Regions from separate parts of the Mus musculus genome. Here region 2 is linked to region 1. A link is a loop called in an ENCODE intact Hi-C map of the cell type or tissue named here. Cell type or tissue: left cerebral cortex. All regions are shown on one strand. Links, peaks and the distances in the headings refer to the core of each region. The heading gives the core; the rest is flanking DNA.

Evidence for each region. Hi-C counts contacts between places; a loop is a spot of excess contacts. Peaks named below come from ENCODE experiments on the same cell type or tissue, not always from the same donor. Only the 100,000 strongest peaks of a DNase experiment are listed, where the experiment ranks them.
Region 2: it touches region 1 in a loop (2.2-fold over the local background); 4 of 42 quality-filtered maps call a loop at or near these places.

The regions. Positions count from the first base shown.
Region 1 is chr17:87,228,762-87,237,099 of GRCm38, reverse strand. No RefSeq gene overlaps it. Among named protein-coding and RNA genes, the nearest start is that of Gm51270, 13 kb to the right of the region's middle. In left cerebral cortex, for the core only: no CTCF peak of the experiment used is centred there; no DNase peak of the experiment used is centred there.
Region 2 is chr17:87,164,492-87,172,829 of GRCm38, reverse strand. No RefSeq gene overlaps it. Among named protein-coding and RNA genes, the nearest start is that of C330024C12Rik, 26 kb to the left of the region's middle. In left cerebral cortex, for the core only: no CTCF peak of the experiment used is centred there; DNase peaks (open chromatin) are centred at 2,375, 3,559 and 5,257.

The DNA.
Region 1 (8,338 bases), core at 54-8,053:
TTTAGCCTAGCCTGGAGTGGGGGAGGGGCAGCGTAGAAGGATAAGTGTGGAATGGCGTCCTGGCTACAGCAGCAGCTAGTGCTTTCGTTCAAGTCTCAAGAGTCTCACAAGAGTCACATGGGTCAACGAGCTGGAGCCGTCCAGTACACGGTAGTCATCTTTATTTGGGTCACCTGACCCCGAGTCCCATACCTACTGCTCCCTCGTGTCTCCATGGTGGGGAGCCCAAGTCCAGGCAAACACTATTTTATCTATGGCAGAAACTGGATGGCCATTTGAGACTGAATTCCAAACAGCTGTTGGGCATACTGTGGGATTTCAGGCCACTCCCTTTACCTGACCCCAGATCCTGGTCCTTTGGTTAGCATGGTCCATCAGGACCAAGGGCACGCCTACCTGAGGAGGAGCCTGAGAGGCAGGCTGATGACACCTCCCTCCTCCTCCTCAGGCTGCCTCCTCACCTCCCTCGAACTGTATGTGATGGTTAGACCAGGAAATGAAATGTCTATTCTTCCTCATGATGGGGAAGCCTGGCTCAGAGAAGGCAAACTACTTGTCCAGGTTACAGAGCTAACTTCTTCTTCCTAGGCTCAGTGTCCAGTAGGATGTAGGTCCCCAGGCCTTCTCTACAGGGAGATGAGGGCACTTCTTGGAAACTGAGCCTTGGAAGACTATCATCACAGGTGCTTGTGCCTGCAACCCTAACTCCCCACCCCCACCCTCTATCAGGCTCAGAGCCCAGAACTCCTCCCTGGGCATGATGGCGCTGATACAGGCCGAGATTCACTGTTCCAACCTACTTGCCAACAAGCAATAGACCAGTGTTAGCAAAGACACGGCTGCAGTCCTCTGGAGAGAGCGCCGAGGAGACAGCAGGGTGCTTGTGTAGATGCTGCCAGGAGGCGTTCATCTCAGCATCCCGAAGCCAGATGTCCAGGAGATTGTGAGGTAGCCCCAGCACAGGCCAGAGGTTGGATTAGCCCAGGTTAGGAAGGTTGCTGAGTCTGGCTCTCCCAGTTACCAGCTGTGCCTTCATGTGTAATGTGTGGACAGTATATTTATCTCAATTGGGCGTTGTAAAGACTGAGTTAATATGTAGAAAGCACTGGTCCTTTTCTTGGGAGTGGGGGCAGCCAAGCCTTCTGGAACCAGGTACTCCCTCCAGGTACTCCCTCCAGCTCTCACCATCTTGTCTACAGCTGAGCTCTGCTTGGCCAAGCCAGACAGCATGGGTGGGCAGCCGGTGTGCACTGCAGTGAGACACTAAGGTCACATGTTTGCTTGTATTGTTTGACTTTTTGGACTCAGATAAATACTACATTATGCATAAATAATAATAATACAGAATTATGTATTAATAATAATAGTACTGCATCAATAATAATAACACTGCATTATATCTGCAATCCAACTTGAGTAAAACATTATATTATTTTTGTTTTAACTTTAATTTCTCGGAGTGCCTTTCAGAGTCCTCCTTGCTTATCTGTTGTTCCTTTTCATCTCAGTGGAGAGACCACACAAATTTCAAACAGCCTGTAGCTTGACCTCACAGTTTACAAAGTGCCCTTGCCCACCTGTTCCCTGGCAAGAGCTGACCCAGCGCTCTGTGGGAGATGGAGGCTGATGGAGAGACAACTTTTTAGGGGCTAGGGGACTTTTATTCCTTTGCATTATTTCTTGGAACACGTGGGCAAGAATGGGATCAAGGACTTAGCGAGCGTGGATTTATGGACTCATTCTCTTTAGTTTTATTAACCAGGGGAAAGGAGCTTCTTGGCTTATTCTCCATCAATGCATGCATTTATTCTTTGTTCAGGTATCTAACCACCGCCCGTCACTCATCTGTCACCTGTTTGTCACTGTCACCTGTCCATCACTCATCTGCCACCTGTCCGTCACTCATCTGTCACCTGTCTGTCACTCATCTGTCACCTGTCTGTCACTCATCTGTCACCTGTCTGTCACTCATCTGTCACCTATCATCACTCATCTGTCACCTGTCTGTCACTCATCTGTCATCTGTTCATCACTCATCTGTCACCTGTCCATTTATCCTATTCTATTTCCTCCAAGCTTTAAACATATTACAGATACTAGAAAAAAGTGTACTCTGGCACATATATGAACATGGACATAGTGGAGGAGTCACTGCTCTCCATTCTACTCCCACCCCCACCTCCATACCCAGTCACACACACATGCATACACACTCACAGACACACTCTCATATACATACACACTCACACACACACACACACACACACACATACCACACACACAGTTACAGACACTCTCATACACACATACATTTACACAGGTACACTCACATCACACAACACCACACACACACTCACACACCACACACATATACAGTCACATAATATACACACATCAAACACACTATTTAGATACATATTACACATACACACCACACACATACTGACAGACACACACACACCATACACACATGCCACACTTGCATACATATATACACATTATACACAGACAGCACACACACACACACACACACACACACACACACACACCTGGCTGGCTCAAACTCCCAGATATCCTCTTCCTCTGCTGGAATTAAGGTGTGTGGTACTACTCCTGGGTGGTTTCTAACTCAGTGAAATACTGTGGGGGAAAAAAACACAGGTAAGTAAGAAAACGTACTCCTTGAGAATAGAGTTCCCAGGACAGCACAACATTAAGAGCTTGATGTGCAGGGATCTGATTGAGCCAAGGAAGGGGTGAGGTTGAGAGACGGGGATCAGGGCTGACCTTGGACCTGACAACAGAACCTCCCTCTGGCTACCTCCTACCTGTGTGACTTTGAACAAATCATCTAGCGTTTGATGATCACAATGATGGTCACATCACCGGGAAGAGCTGCCTGAGGGAGGAAGGACCTATTGTGGCTCATGGTTCAAGGGTACAGAGCAGAGGTGGTTGTCCCATGTGCCTGTCCTCAGGGACAGGTCAACGCTAATACTCGTCAGAATCTCTCCCCACTTCCTTCCTTCCTTCCTTCCTTCCTTCCTTCCTTCCTTCCTTCCTTCCTTCCTTCCTTCCTTCCCTCCCTCCCTCCCTCCCTCCCTCCCTCCCTCCCTCCCTCCTTCCTTCCTTCCTTCCTTCCTTCCTTCTTCCCTCCGTCTCCTTTTCTTCTTTCCTTATTTTTTCTTTTATCTTTTAAACACTGAAAATAGATTTTCTCATACAATATATCCAGTTATACTTCCCCCCTACTCCTCCCAGTTCCTCCCCACCTCCCCTGCAGATCCACTCCCTTTCTGTCTCTTGTTAGGAAATAACAGGCTTCTAAGAGACAATAACCAAACAGGACAAAATAGAATATAATAAGATGAAGCAAAAATGATCATATTGGAGTTGGAGATGGCAACCCAACAGGAGAAGAAGAGTCCCAAGGGCAGGCGCGACTGTCAGAGAGACCCACTGGTTCCCAGTCAGGAATCCCATAAAACACCAAGCTAACTGCTATAGCATGTGTTCAGAGGGCCTGCGGCAGAGCCATGCAGGCCCCGTGCTTGCTGTCTCGTTCCCTGTGAGCTTGTATGTGCCTTGCCCGGTTGATTCAGAGGGCTGTGCTTTCATCCTGACCTTCATGCCCTCGGCTTTTACAGTCCTTCTGCCTCCTTCTTCACTGGATCCCCTGAGCTCTGAGGGCAGGTGTTTGATAGAGACATCCCATTTAGACTCTCTCTGTGTGTAATGTCTGGCTGTGGGTTTCTGCTTCTATTCCCATCTGCAACCCGAGAAAGCCTCTCTGATGATGACTAGGCAAGACACTGATCTGTGAGTATAACAGAATATCATTAAAAGCCATTTTTAACACTTTAAAATATGTATATGTTTATAAATCACTAGTGGTTAGTTTTATATAAGCCTCTGGGTATTGTAGTCTCTGGTTCTTGGTCATTCAAGCTGTGTCAGGTATGGGTTCCTTCTCACGGAGTGGATCTTAAGTCAAATCCGGTTGGTTACTCCCACGACTTCTGTGCCACCATTGCCCTAGCGTATTTGGCGGGCATGACAGATTGTAGGTCAGAAGTTTTGTGGCTAAGTTGGTGTCCAAATTTCCCTTCTGGTGGCCTTCAGTGTATCTTCTGGTATCACAGACACCAGAGTGAGGTGAGGACTCCACGGAGGCCAGTCCAGTTTCTCTGTGTTCATTTAGTTTGTGGAAAGCAACCGTTGGGCTTAGCAACAGCCTGGGTTATTTGGAATTTCCATAGGACCCCCTTGGCCAATGACTCAAATGCAACCCAGTCCCACTGGAAGTCTCACCTGGTGACAAGAGACGGCAAGTTGATACTCTGTATCCCCCCCCCACACACACCTTTTACCAGGAGTGCTAATTAGGATGACCTTCAGACACTCCAGGAAGTTTCCACCCTACCAATGCCTTCCAATCCAGACATCGCTCCCTGCGTGCTCTTCTTCCACCTGCTCCTATCCCCACCTGTCCCCAGTCTTCAGTAAAATCTATTCTATTTTGCCCTCCCAGGGAGATACATGCACCCCAGCCCCCTGTTCTTGACCTAACCTCTGTGTCTATGGATTGTAGCTTGGTTATCATTTAATTAATGGCTAACATCCGCTTATATTCGAACATATACGGTGTTTTGTCTTTCTCAGTCTGGTTACCTCAGTCAGGATGATTTTTCTAGTCCCATCCATTTGCCTGAAAATTTCATGATGTCTTAGTTTTAACAGCTGAGTAATAAATACTCCCTCATGTAAATGAAACACATTTTCTTTATCCATTGTTCGGTTGAGAGACGTATGCAGAGGACATGGTTGAGCAAGCGTCCTTGTGGAAAGATAGTGCATCTTTGGGGTATAGATAGAGTGATAGTGTTGGGTCTTGAGGTAGATCAATTCCCAACCTTCTGAAGAAATGTCATATTGGTTTCCATAGCGACTGTAGGAGTTCGCACTCCCACCAGCAATAGAGCAGTGTTCGCCTTTCTCCCGTCTTCACCAGCGTGAGCTGATACTTGTGTTAATGATCGTAGCTATTCTGACAGGTGTAAGATGGAATCTCAAAGGAGTTTTGGTTTGCATTTTCCTGATGGCCAAGGTTGTTGAACATTTCTCGAAATGTTTCTCAGCCATTTGAGTTTCCTGCGTTTGAGGAAATATTGAGGATTTTCATTTTAGATCTGTACTCCATTTTTAATTTGGATTATTTGGCTTTCGATATCTAGTTTCTTGAGTTCTTTATATATTTTGGATATTTGTCTTCTATTGGATGTGGAGTTTGTAAAAATCTCTTCCCATTTTATAGAATGCAGCTTTGTCCAAATGGCAGTGTCCTTTGCCTTAGAGACGCTTTTCAGTTTCATGAGGTCTCGGTTATGAATTGTTGATCTATTGCACTATTGCTGTTCTGTTCAGGAAGTTGTCTCCCGGGCCGATGTGTTTAAGGCTATTCCCCACTTTCTCTTCTATCAGATATCAGATTTGATGGATCTGGTTTTATGGTATCTGATAGACTTGGACTTGAGTTTTGTGCAGGGTGATAAATAAATATGGATCTATTTGCATTCTTCTACATTTTTATATCGAGAAAGATGCTGTCTTTTTCTTTAGTGTATATTTCTGGCTTCTTTTTTAAAAATCAGGTCTCCATTTGTGTATGGATTTAACTCTGGGTCTTTGGTTAGATTCCATTGATCAATGTATCTGTTTTTAGGCAAATACCATACGGTTTTTATTACTGCAGCTCTATAGTACAACTTGAAATTGAAAATGGTGAGACCTCCAGCAGTTCTTTTATTATTCAGGATTGTTTTAGCTATCCTGGGTTTTTTTTTTCGGGGCGGGGGTCATATGAAGTTGAGAATTGTCCTGTCAAGGTGTATGAAGAATTGTGTTGGAATTTTGATGGGAATTGCATTAAATCTGTAGATTGCTTTTGGTAGGATGGCCATTTTCAGTATGCTAATCCCACAGATCCGTGGGCATAAGAGAGCTTTCATTTTCTGGTATCTTCTTCAAAGACTTGAAATTTTTATTATACAAGTTTTTCCCTTGCTTTCTTAGAGTCACCCCCAGGATAGTTTATATTATGTGAGGCTATTGTGAAAGCTGTCATTTCCCTTATTTCTTTCTCAATCTGTTTGTCATTTGTATATAAGAGGGGTATTGATTTTTTCCACTTTAGTTAATATTGTATTCTGCTACTTTGTTGGAGGTGCATATCAGCTGTTCCTACAGTTCCCTGGTGGAATTTTTAGGGCTACTTATACACACTATCAAATCATCTGCAAATAACAGTACTTTGGACTTCTTCTTTTCCAATTTGTGTCCCCTGATCTCCTTCAACTGTCTTAGTGCTCTACCTAAGGCTTCAATTCTATATTGAATAGATATGGAGAGCAGGGACAACCTTGTCTTGTCCCTAATTTTAGTGGAATTGCTTTGAGTTTCTCTGTGTTTAACTTGATGGTGGCTTTGATTTGTTGTAAATTGCCTTAATTATGTTGATGTATGTCCCACGTATCCCTAATCTCTGCAATACTTTCCTCATGAAGAGGTATTGGAGTTTGTCAAAGACTTCCTGCCTCTAATGAGAGGATCATGTGGGTTTTTTTTTTTTTTAGTTTGTTTATATGGTGAATTACATTTATTGATTTTTATATATTGAACCATCCCTGAATCTTTGGGAAGAAGCCTACTTCATCACGGTGAATGATCTTTTTGATGAGTTCTTGGATTCTGTTTGCAAGTATTTTGTTAAGTATTTATTACTGCATGTTTATAATGCCAATTGGCCTGCAATTTTTTTTTCTTTGTTGAGTCTTTCTGTGGCTTGGTCTGTGTCATTTTATTAAGGAATTGAGACCATTGATGTTGAGAGTGATCAGTGATCAATGATTGTTGATTCCTTTAATTTTGTTATTGTTGGAGGTGGTGGTGGTGGTGGTGATGTGTGTGTGTGTGTGTGTGTGTGTGTGTGTGTGTGTGTTTACCTTCTTTTGATTTTATTGGTATGAGATTATTGATTTCCTATATTTTCATGACTGGCATTAATCTCCTTTAGGGAGAGTTTTCCTTCTAGCACCCTTTGTAGGGCTAGATTCGTAGATAGATATTGTTTAAATTTGACTTTAACCTGGACTATCTTATTTTCTCCATCTATGACAACTGAAAGTTTTGCTGGGTATAGAAGTCTGGACTGACATCTGTGGTATCTTAGAGTCTCTAGAACATCTGTGCAGGCCCTTCTTCTGGCTTTTAGAGTCTTCATCAAGAAGTCAGGTATAATTCTAATAGGTCTATAGATCTACCTTTGTATGTTACTTGGTCCTTTTTTTCCCTGCATCGTTTAATAGTTTCTCTTTATTCTGTGTATTTAGTGATTTGGTTATCATGTGGTGAGGGAACTTTCTTTTCTGGTACCATCTAACTGGAATTCTGTATGCTTCTCACACCTTTACAGCCATCTACTTTTTCTGGTTAGGAACATTTTCTTGAATTTTTTTGGGCCTTTGAACTTGAACTCTTCTCCCTTTTCTATTCCTAATATTCATAGGATTTTTTTTTTTCATACTGTCCCAGGTTTCCTGGATGTTTTGGTCTGGAATTTTTTAGATTTAGCGTTTTCTTTGACCAATGTATCCATTTCCTCTATCATATCTTCAATGCCTAAATTCTCTCTTTAATCTCCTGTATTTATTCATTACCTCCAAGTGTTTGTGTCTTCCTGGGTTTCTTTAAGGGATTTATTCATTTCTTCTTTAAAGACATCTATCATCTTCACATAGTTGGTTTTTAAGGTCTTTTTCTTGTGTTTCAGCTGTGTTGGAATATTCAGGGCCTGATGCAGTAAGATAGCTGGGCTTTAGTGGAGACGTTAGGGCCCTGGCTGCTATTGATTGTGCTGGACATTGGGTTTGGGAGGATTATAAATCGAGGTGCAGATTTCTGTGTTTGCCTTTGCTGACTGGATATACTTTCCTTGGTTTCTGTTTCCTCTCTGGATTTCCAGAGAGTGTGATGGCTGAGTGTTGACTGTTTTACTGACTTGCTCAGCCTGTATGCTCGCAGGGAATCTCTGCTGGTGTCAGAGGCTGAGTTACTGGAACGAGTTGGGGGAAGAAGGTTGGAAGAGAAGGTCTTTGTGATCCATTGGGGATGAAGTCAAAGAGAAAATGGAGATGGCAGTGGGTTTCCTGCTCTAGATCTTGGGAAGAGACCGAGGGGATTGGATCTCAGGAGCAGTAGGAGAGGTGTGGCTATGTCTTTTGCCTATGTGCTGCCCTGGGAGGAGTGGCCTTTGTATTAGCACGGTGTGGCTGCTGAGGTT
Region 2 (8,338 bases), core at 231-8,230, 64 kb after region 1:
CTGGGTCAAGCATATTCAAACCACTATACATACTTTTGCTGCAAATATAAATGATTACTTAAAATTTTTTCTTTTTCTCAGTACTCATTGATAATATGTATATTGATCATATATCAATGGAAACTTTTTTTGCATGTCACTTTTATACCCAGCAATCTTGTTAAACTCGGGCTAATCATATTTGTACATACTTAGATTTTTCTATCCACAGAATGTATCTAAATATATATTTAAAGTTTACTTTCCCAACCCTTAAAATGTATTTTCTTTCTTTATTGAGGTGGGCTGGGTGAGAGTAATTACCTTTGTCTTGTTCCCCATCACAAAGGCAGGGAACTGACAAGATGACCCCAGGAGTCCTTCCCAAGGCAAAGCTCTTGTATTTTCTTCATGATCACCTTTCTGTTTAAGGCAGCTGCTCTTAGCTACATAGATTTTCCTAGTCTAGGATAAGAATGGTAGTTTATATCTAGTCTTTTGATAGTTGCATTTCTGTGCCTAAATGTAGGAGAATGTGAGGTCTGACTGATTGATTATTTTGTAACATTTTATACTGGTTGAGTCATTTCCTTCCCAAACTCTCAAATCATTTCTGGTTCACATTTTGGACCATGACTAATCTTCCTAAGAACTGAAATAACAGGGAGATTGGCTCTGCCCTCTCCTTTTTAATACAATGCTCTTTGAACTCCCTAAGGGTCGGAGAGACCAACAGTAGCTTTGCTTCTATATCTAAACCTGCCTGAAAGACGTCGTGCCCACTGGGCTATTCTGTTTTTGCAAGGCTGTCCAAGTTATGTTTAGGTTTCAGAACACCAGCTATGGCACCACTAGGCTCGCCAGCACTTGCCTTCCTTCAGCAGAGAATGCCCAATGCTTTTCTTGGTTGCTGATGTGACAAACAGCTATTGGAAGAATGTATGTTGAGTGTTGAAGACAGTGTTTGTATTGTATAGTGTTCCTCATATAAGGACATGGACTATATTTATTCTGTAATTTGAAATCAGCATAAGTGGATGCTCCTGCTGAACCTGTCTGTGTGGGGTCACATTTCCTAGGATATCCTACGATGGTTATTAGATAGGCTCCCACAGCCTATAAATATTGTTCTTCTGGGTTTTGTTCATGAAAGCAATGCTTGCTTCTCTGATGGAAAGCAAGCTATTGTCAAGGGAAGAAAGGAATCCCATCTAACATGTAAAGTGTGAGCCTGACTGAATAGATTTTGAGATGGGGACACTTGACATTTCCATCATTGTGGTCTGTGGGAATAGGGAAGGGGGAGAGACTAGGTGGAGTCAGGCCTACGCTCTTCCCTGCCACTTCCATTGTCAACTCTACCACACTGCTCTCTAGTATGCCAGGGCACAGCCAGGCAAGTGAGGGCGTGTTGAAGAATAAAGACGTATGATGGTGACAGTGACATCTGAGGTGAATCCATAGGTGTGCTGGAGCAGGCTTCACTTGTTGAAGACAGTAAGGATTCAGGATACATGGAGAACCCAGACAGCCTCCCCATGCTTCTGGGAAAACAGAATCATTTGCCAATGTGGGGCACAAGGGGAATTCAAAAGACTGGGATTTACCTGTACCCACGAGTCACCTACGAATGACCATTTTCTATTACTAAAGCAAGTCAGAAGTTTGCCAACTTGGATAACAAGGGTTCCTTTCCCCTGCTCTACCTAGTAGAGCTGCTAAGGATAGATTAGCTACAGGAGTAAATCTGAAATCCAAAGCACATTTCTGCTCCAGTCACACCGTACAGAAAGTGATTGTGTCCCCTGCATATCTCTGTGAATCCCCACTCATTGTGGTGATGTTCCAGCTGAAGATCTAGTGACAAGTGTCCCAGCGCAGGTTATGGGCCTGAGTGTGTACCCCAGGCTTCACTACATGCTTTGGGGATCTCAGATTTGACTCTTGTGAGCCTCTTTTCCACCCCCAAATTAAATATGATTTTGTTAGCGTAAAGACCAGTCCACTGATATTAGATATTAATCCATTTTCTTTAACTTAATTGTTCTGTTAAATTCTAGTTTTAAAGGAAAATTTGAAATGTTTTCATGCTCTCTAAAATATGATAGCCCCTAGGGACCTGAGTGGCCTGTCTTTCTCTTGGCTTTGGCCACGCCTCCTGGCTCCTGTCGCCCCCTTCTGTAAACCGGAGCCATTGGGCAGAAGGACCTTGGCATGTGGTGACTAAGTAATACAGACTTCCTCTCTTTCTCCTCACGGATTGGCTTTTCAATTTTTAACTCAGTGATCTTGCTTCATATGTGGTTTTCACTGTGAGTCACCTTTAAAATTCTCTTTGGAAGTAGGTGGGGTGTAAATTATAAATAAGAATTCCTTTTTACTTCCTCAGAGTTTGCACAATGCCTGGCTTTGTGTTCTCAGCCCTTGTTTGTTGATTGTGCCGGTAAATGGCTGCCTCCCCTTCCAGCCTCCACCCACCACCATGTCCCACCAGGTCTGACAGAGTCTGAGAGAGTCTTCCGTTCTTCCTCCTGTCCCTCCTTCTCTCTCTGTCTCTCTCTGTGTCTCTGTCTGTCTGTCTGTCTGTCTGTCTGTCTGTCTGTCTCTCTCTCTCTCTGATATCTGGAGAGTCTCAGTTCCTGTGCCCCATATTCTCCTGGCTTTCAGCTTGAAGAGGCACCCACTCACTGTCAGACTGACTGGGGGTGTAACCTGTGGCTCTGCTCCATCCGAGAGGGAGCTAGGGTTTGGTCAGAGTGAGATCTACTCAGTAAACAGTGGGATAAGAACTGAGCCTGGGTCCTCTGATGCACCATGGCCAAGTGAAGAGAGCTCAGCCTCTATGATTTCAGCCTTCAGAAAGTGGAATGGGTTTCTTATCAGCCCTTAACTCAAACCCTACAGTAGCAGTTCTCAACATTCCCAATGCCACAACCCCTTAATACAGTTCTTCATGTTGTGGTGACCCGCAATCATGAAATGATTTTTGTTGCTACTTCGTAACTGTAATTTTGCTACTGTGATGAACTGTAATGTAAATATCTGATATGCCACCCTTGGGAAAGTCTTTCAACCCACCGGTTGAGAACCGCTGATCTCCAGGACACCGTTTCCATCTCTGGAGGTGTGCTCAGCTTCGTCTCAATGCTCAGGCCCCAGCATTCACTGTGTTGGAACCTTGTGCTGAAACCTCGTTCCTACACAGTGGAAGAGGGATGCCAGAAGCAAGCAAGGATGGGTAACAGAGCCACAGAGAAGGAACCGGGGGTTTTAAAAGGCTTCCTTCATTAGCTAGCCCTTCGAGTGCTTGCCACCTATCAGGCACTGGGGTTCTAAGATCACACCAGAACATGTATGCAAAGCCACATGCATGCATGGAGCATGCATGCATGCACACACACACACACACACACACACACACACACACACACGGCACCCTGCTGAGAAGAAACAGAGAAAAACATCTACCCACTTACTCAAGGAAAGGCAAAACAAAAGCTGCCCCACAGTGGGGCAGAATCTGCTGCTTTGAAAGGGGAGCATGTGCAAGTCTATTTAAGTCCTCTTACACCAACTCTGCCATTCTCCACTCTTAGCCCACCCCCTCAATCTGTCACATTCAGGGATCTGGGGCTCTGAGCCTTGGGTGAATTAAACAGATTCAATGGCACGTCAGGCTTGGGAGGAGGAGGAGGAGGAGAAGAGAAGGCGGGCAAAGAAGATGGAGAGAGAAAAAACACAGGGAGGTGTTGGAAGTCAATTCACAAACCTCCTGTAGAGGAGAGGAGGTCAGCCAGAGAGACCTGGAACGCTCCAGTTGGAGCAATCCTATTAATAACGGAGCGAGTTTATTGAAAGCTTCTGGGGCCAGACCTTGCTCTAAGTCTTTTACATAGATTAGCATATTCAATCGCCCAGATGCCCACTGAGATGACTTTTGTTTTATAGATTATTGATGAGAACCTCTCTGGGTTCAGAAGTGATTTCACCAAGGTACTGCGGTCAAGACTTGGAGCCTCTGCTCATCCCGTGGCCTCTGGACAGGGACCTGGGACCCTGTGTGACAGGAGAGGGCAAGGGGGACTGCATGTGATCACTGCCATTTGAGTGTGTGTGGGTGTGGGTGGGGGGGGGTAAGGTAAAAGGTATGGAGTGCAGTTGGTGGAGTTTGAGCACTGGCTCACCAATCCTAACTTTGTGACCTTGGAAAAACCTCTCTGACTTTCCTGTGTCTCTGTGTTCTTAGATTTGAGGGTCGATGATGCTAATGATGATGTGGCTGGAAGGATTTCTGTAATCCTGTGACCAGTGGGTTAGAAAAATGTCTGGGCAGACCCACTGATAACACCCTCTTCCTTGAGGTCACAACTGGCTTCCTTTGCCCCCACTACCTAGGTTTGGTAGAAACCCTGTAGCTTAGCTCTTCCTGGGGTTTCCACCCTCTGTAGTTTCCATGTTTGCCTATGCAAGTACCAGGGACCATGAAGAGGGGAAATTTCTAAGGACATGTGACCTTGTCTCCAAACCTAAGAGCATATTGGAGCATACACATTTAGTTCCAGCACTCAGGAGGCAGAGGCAGGCAGATCTCTGTGAGTTTGAGGCCAGCCTGGTCTACATACTAAATTTCAGACCAGCCAGGGCTATAAGAATAAGATGCTGCCATGAAACCAAACAAAACAAAAGAGCATATTAGAAAATTAGATCGAGTATAGCTGTACTTCTTGTGTGGGAAGACTCTGTACCACATGCTGGAGAATGTGGGCTAGCCTCTGCTTCCAAGGGGATACATCTGACTGGGGGAAGAAAATTCCTCCGCCAAGAGAGGACTTTGCAGAGGCCACTGCAATGTGCAGTCTTAGTTACCAAACAGCTGAGTGGCAGGTGAGGTGGACAAGGAGTTTTGAGGATACCATTCCGAAGGGATGTAACTCAGCCAACTCGGGGTCTCTCTTCACTTTTGGTGGGGCCTTCAGCTCTTAGCTGAGCATAAACCATCTTGCCCCCTTTCTCATTTTTAGTAGAGCATGACTTGTGGCCACATGTGAGGTCCAGGTAGACCCTGATGTCTACCTGTCCAGAGCTGCTCTTGGTTGAGATAACTGAAGCTTGTTTGTGCAGGACTCATTCTGTGGGATGCTGCTAAGCATGCCTTGCCGCTGCCAAAAGCCCTTTAGAGATGTGTCTGCGTGCCTGGTTTGTCCTACCTGTCACAGAAAAGGCACGGTGACCATCTGTTAGACTCCTTACTCCCACCCCTCTATTCATTTTTAACCACAGATTTTCACAGTTTGCCTTACTTATTTAAATCTGTTATTTGGGAAGACACGTAGATTGCTAAGTAAAGCTTTCGTCCATTGAAACCTGTTCTACCCACACTCTGTGGCTGGCTATGATCCCATGAGAGACTCTCATGCCTGAGTGTCCCTTAACCAGGCTAGATTTAGGATTGTATTCTACTTGGACTATTTGAAGTTTAGAATATATATACATAAATATATACATATATTCTAAATATATATATTGGTTAAGAGTAACAATATGACCGAAGTTTCAGGACCTATATTGTGGGGGATGGGACTTCTGTTGTTACCCAGCAACAATATACATGCTGTTAACATTTGATACTCTTGATTTATGTTGTGCAGCAGGCCACTAGTTCATTTACTTAGCACCTACTACATGCCAGGCGCCTGTGATACCTCAGCTTAAAGATTTCATTAGGGAAAGACAGACCAGAAAAAGACCAAGGACCAGCTGTGTTAGACGCTTTAAAAGCACACAATACAACAGAGAGTAGACAAAGGATGAAAGCCCTGTGGGGTGACACAAAACTGGGGCCTGGCAGAGAAAAGGTGGAGGGAGAGTTGAGGAGTCCTACGTATCTGCTGAGAATTGAGAGAGGTCTGGCCCTGGGCCTCATTGCCCTCTCTCCTGAAGGACTTCCCCCACTTCTTTCTCTGCCTCTGTGGCTCCCCGGGAGTGGGAAAGGTCATGTTCTGCGCACCACCTACCACCAGCATCACCCTGAGTGCTTGGCCTGCTTGCACACCCAGCCATCTTTCTGACCAGAGTCTCATAGGGGTTCCAGATCTCCCTGGACACATGCACTTCTACCTTACTCCACAAACCCCATCCCGGTATGAGAGCTCATGACTTGCTTCCATCTCTGGCCATCTTGCTGTAGCCTGGTCATTTGAACTGGTTCTGCCCCAGACACAAGAGCTGCTCATTGCCTGGCCACAGCTCAGCCTACAGTCCGCAGTAGGCAATGCTAAGCACCCTTTCTCTTTGCTTCCTGGTGAAACGTGACACGATGGTTCTCAGGACTTTCTCTCGCCCTCTTCCTCTCCCACTCTGTTCTTGATCGTTCACTGTATGATCATTCTGTGGTTTGAATGTGAAATGGCCTCATAGGCTCCTATATTAGAACATGTTGTTACCAGGTGGTGGCGCTGTCTGGAGAGGTTGTTTAGGATATGAAGCCTCCGCTGGAGGAAGGGGGTCACCGGGGTTTTATGTGTCTTGGGGTTTTATGATCCAGCCCCAGTCTCTGTCAGCTCTCTGCATCCCCCACAGAGATGGGAGAAGTCTCAGTTCTACACATGCTTGTCACTACAGAGCCAGCTGCCATGTTTTCCCCTCCACAAGGGACCGTATCCTCTCTACCCATGAGGCAAAATAAAGCAACTCTTCTCCCCAGAGTTGCTTTGTGTCAGATATTTGTTCACAGCAAGCAGAAAAGAAACCAATATCCTCTTACAGTTTGTTAATGTGTGTGTGTGTGTGTGTGTGTGTGTGTGTGTGTAGATGTTTCCCAGAGCCCAGTGTTCTTTGTCAACCTCTAGTAAGAAACACCACATTTCTCCAGGGTTAGGTTTTATGATGTCGGCTGAGTGTTCATTCCTGTGTCTTGCATAACCCTCTAAATGTTCATCTTAAGATATAAGATAATGTATGTGTCTAGGCATGAGTGTCTGTGCCTAGCACTTGCTATCACAGCACTTGGGAAACTGAGGCAGGAGGATTGCTGCGAATTTGAGGTCAAAAATAGTGGCTACAATAATGAGTTCCAGGCTACTCTGTGTGGTAGGAGGTAGAGGAGAATTTGGGGGATGAAAAAGAAGGTAGAGGAGAGGTTGGGGGAGGGGGAAGGAAGTGGAGAGGAGAGATGGGGAAGGAGGACGTCCTCTAGTCTTCTGGCCACTTATTTGAGAGGCATTTACTGAACACCTACTGTATACTGAACTTCACACTCTGGGAAACACTGAAGATTAAAAGTCCTTCCTTCATTGTACCCATAATTATTTAGGAGAAAGGACCCAGAGTGACAACGAGTAGAGACTAGGGCTGAGGATGGGACAGTACACAGCAGTAAGGGCACCGTTCGCTCTGCATAGGGCAGGGTTAGTGCAGAAAGGCCCACGGATGCTGGTCCTCAGAGATGATGCTGGCTGCCCCCTGTCCCAGTGGTCAAGCATGAAGCACACAGCCGAACAACCCTACAACAGTCATCTATGTGAACCCATTTGTGAAGTGTCTCCTACGTGCCAGGCACTGTTGTAGGCATTGAGAACACGTACAGCTATAAACACATGGACACATAACTCTTCCTCCTTCCTGGAATCGTAGCCGCCATGGAGACTGAACTGATTATGCCCGGGATGGAGAAGCAAGGCCCCAAAGACCCTGAGTGGCAGGCTATTGGTCACTCAGAAAATCAACAGGCAGAACCAGGTGTCCTGACTCCTAGCCTTGCTGTTCTTCCAGCTTTGGAAATGAGCCTTTCCTAGGTAGCCAAAAGATCCTGTCATGTTCTGGGTCCCCACCTGGTGGGACCTTCACAGGTGAGCTTTGACATGCAGAGCTTGAGGAGAGGGCCCTGGGCTTCCATTTTAGGGAAGTCTGTAAGTGCCCAGCACTGATTTATTTATTTATTTATTTATTTATTTATTTATTTATTTATTTTTAATGCATGGTATTTATGAGGGCTTTCCCCACTGGGACTGCCCCATGTTCTGAACTGTGAACACAGCAAGCAGGATGGATACATTTTTAGCACAGTAACTACAACCAGATGTGGGGATGGGACTGAAGAAACACAGCAAGCTTTTGTGAGAGCTACAGAGCTGGGAGACCCAGCCTAGTTCTCTCCTCTCTGGGGAAATGAGTTTACAACTGGTGAAACACTCCAGACTAAGGTCTGCCCTGGATAAGCTCCGTGAGCCCCTGACAGACATCGGGGTCTGGTCTTGCACCCACCAAGCCCTCAGGAACAGCAGGAACCAGGTGTTCGGCACAATCCTCTCATCTCCCTCCAACTGAACCATGGAATCCCCCCTCCCCGCCCCCGTGAGGG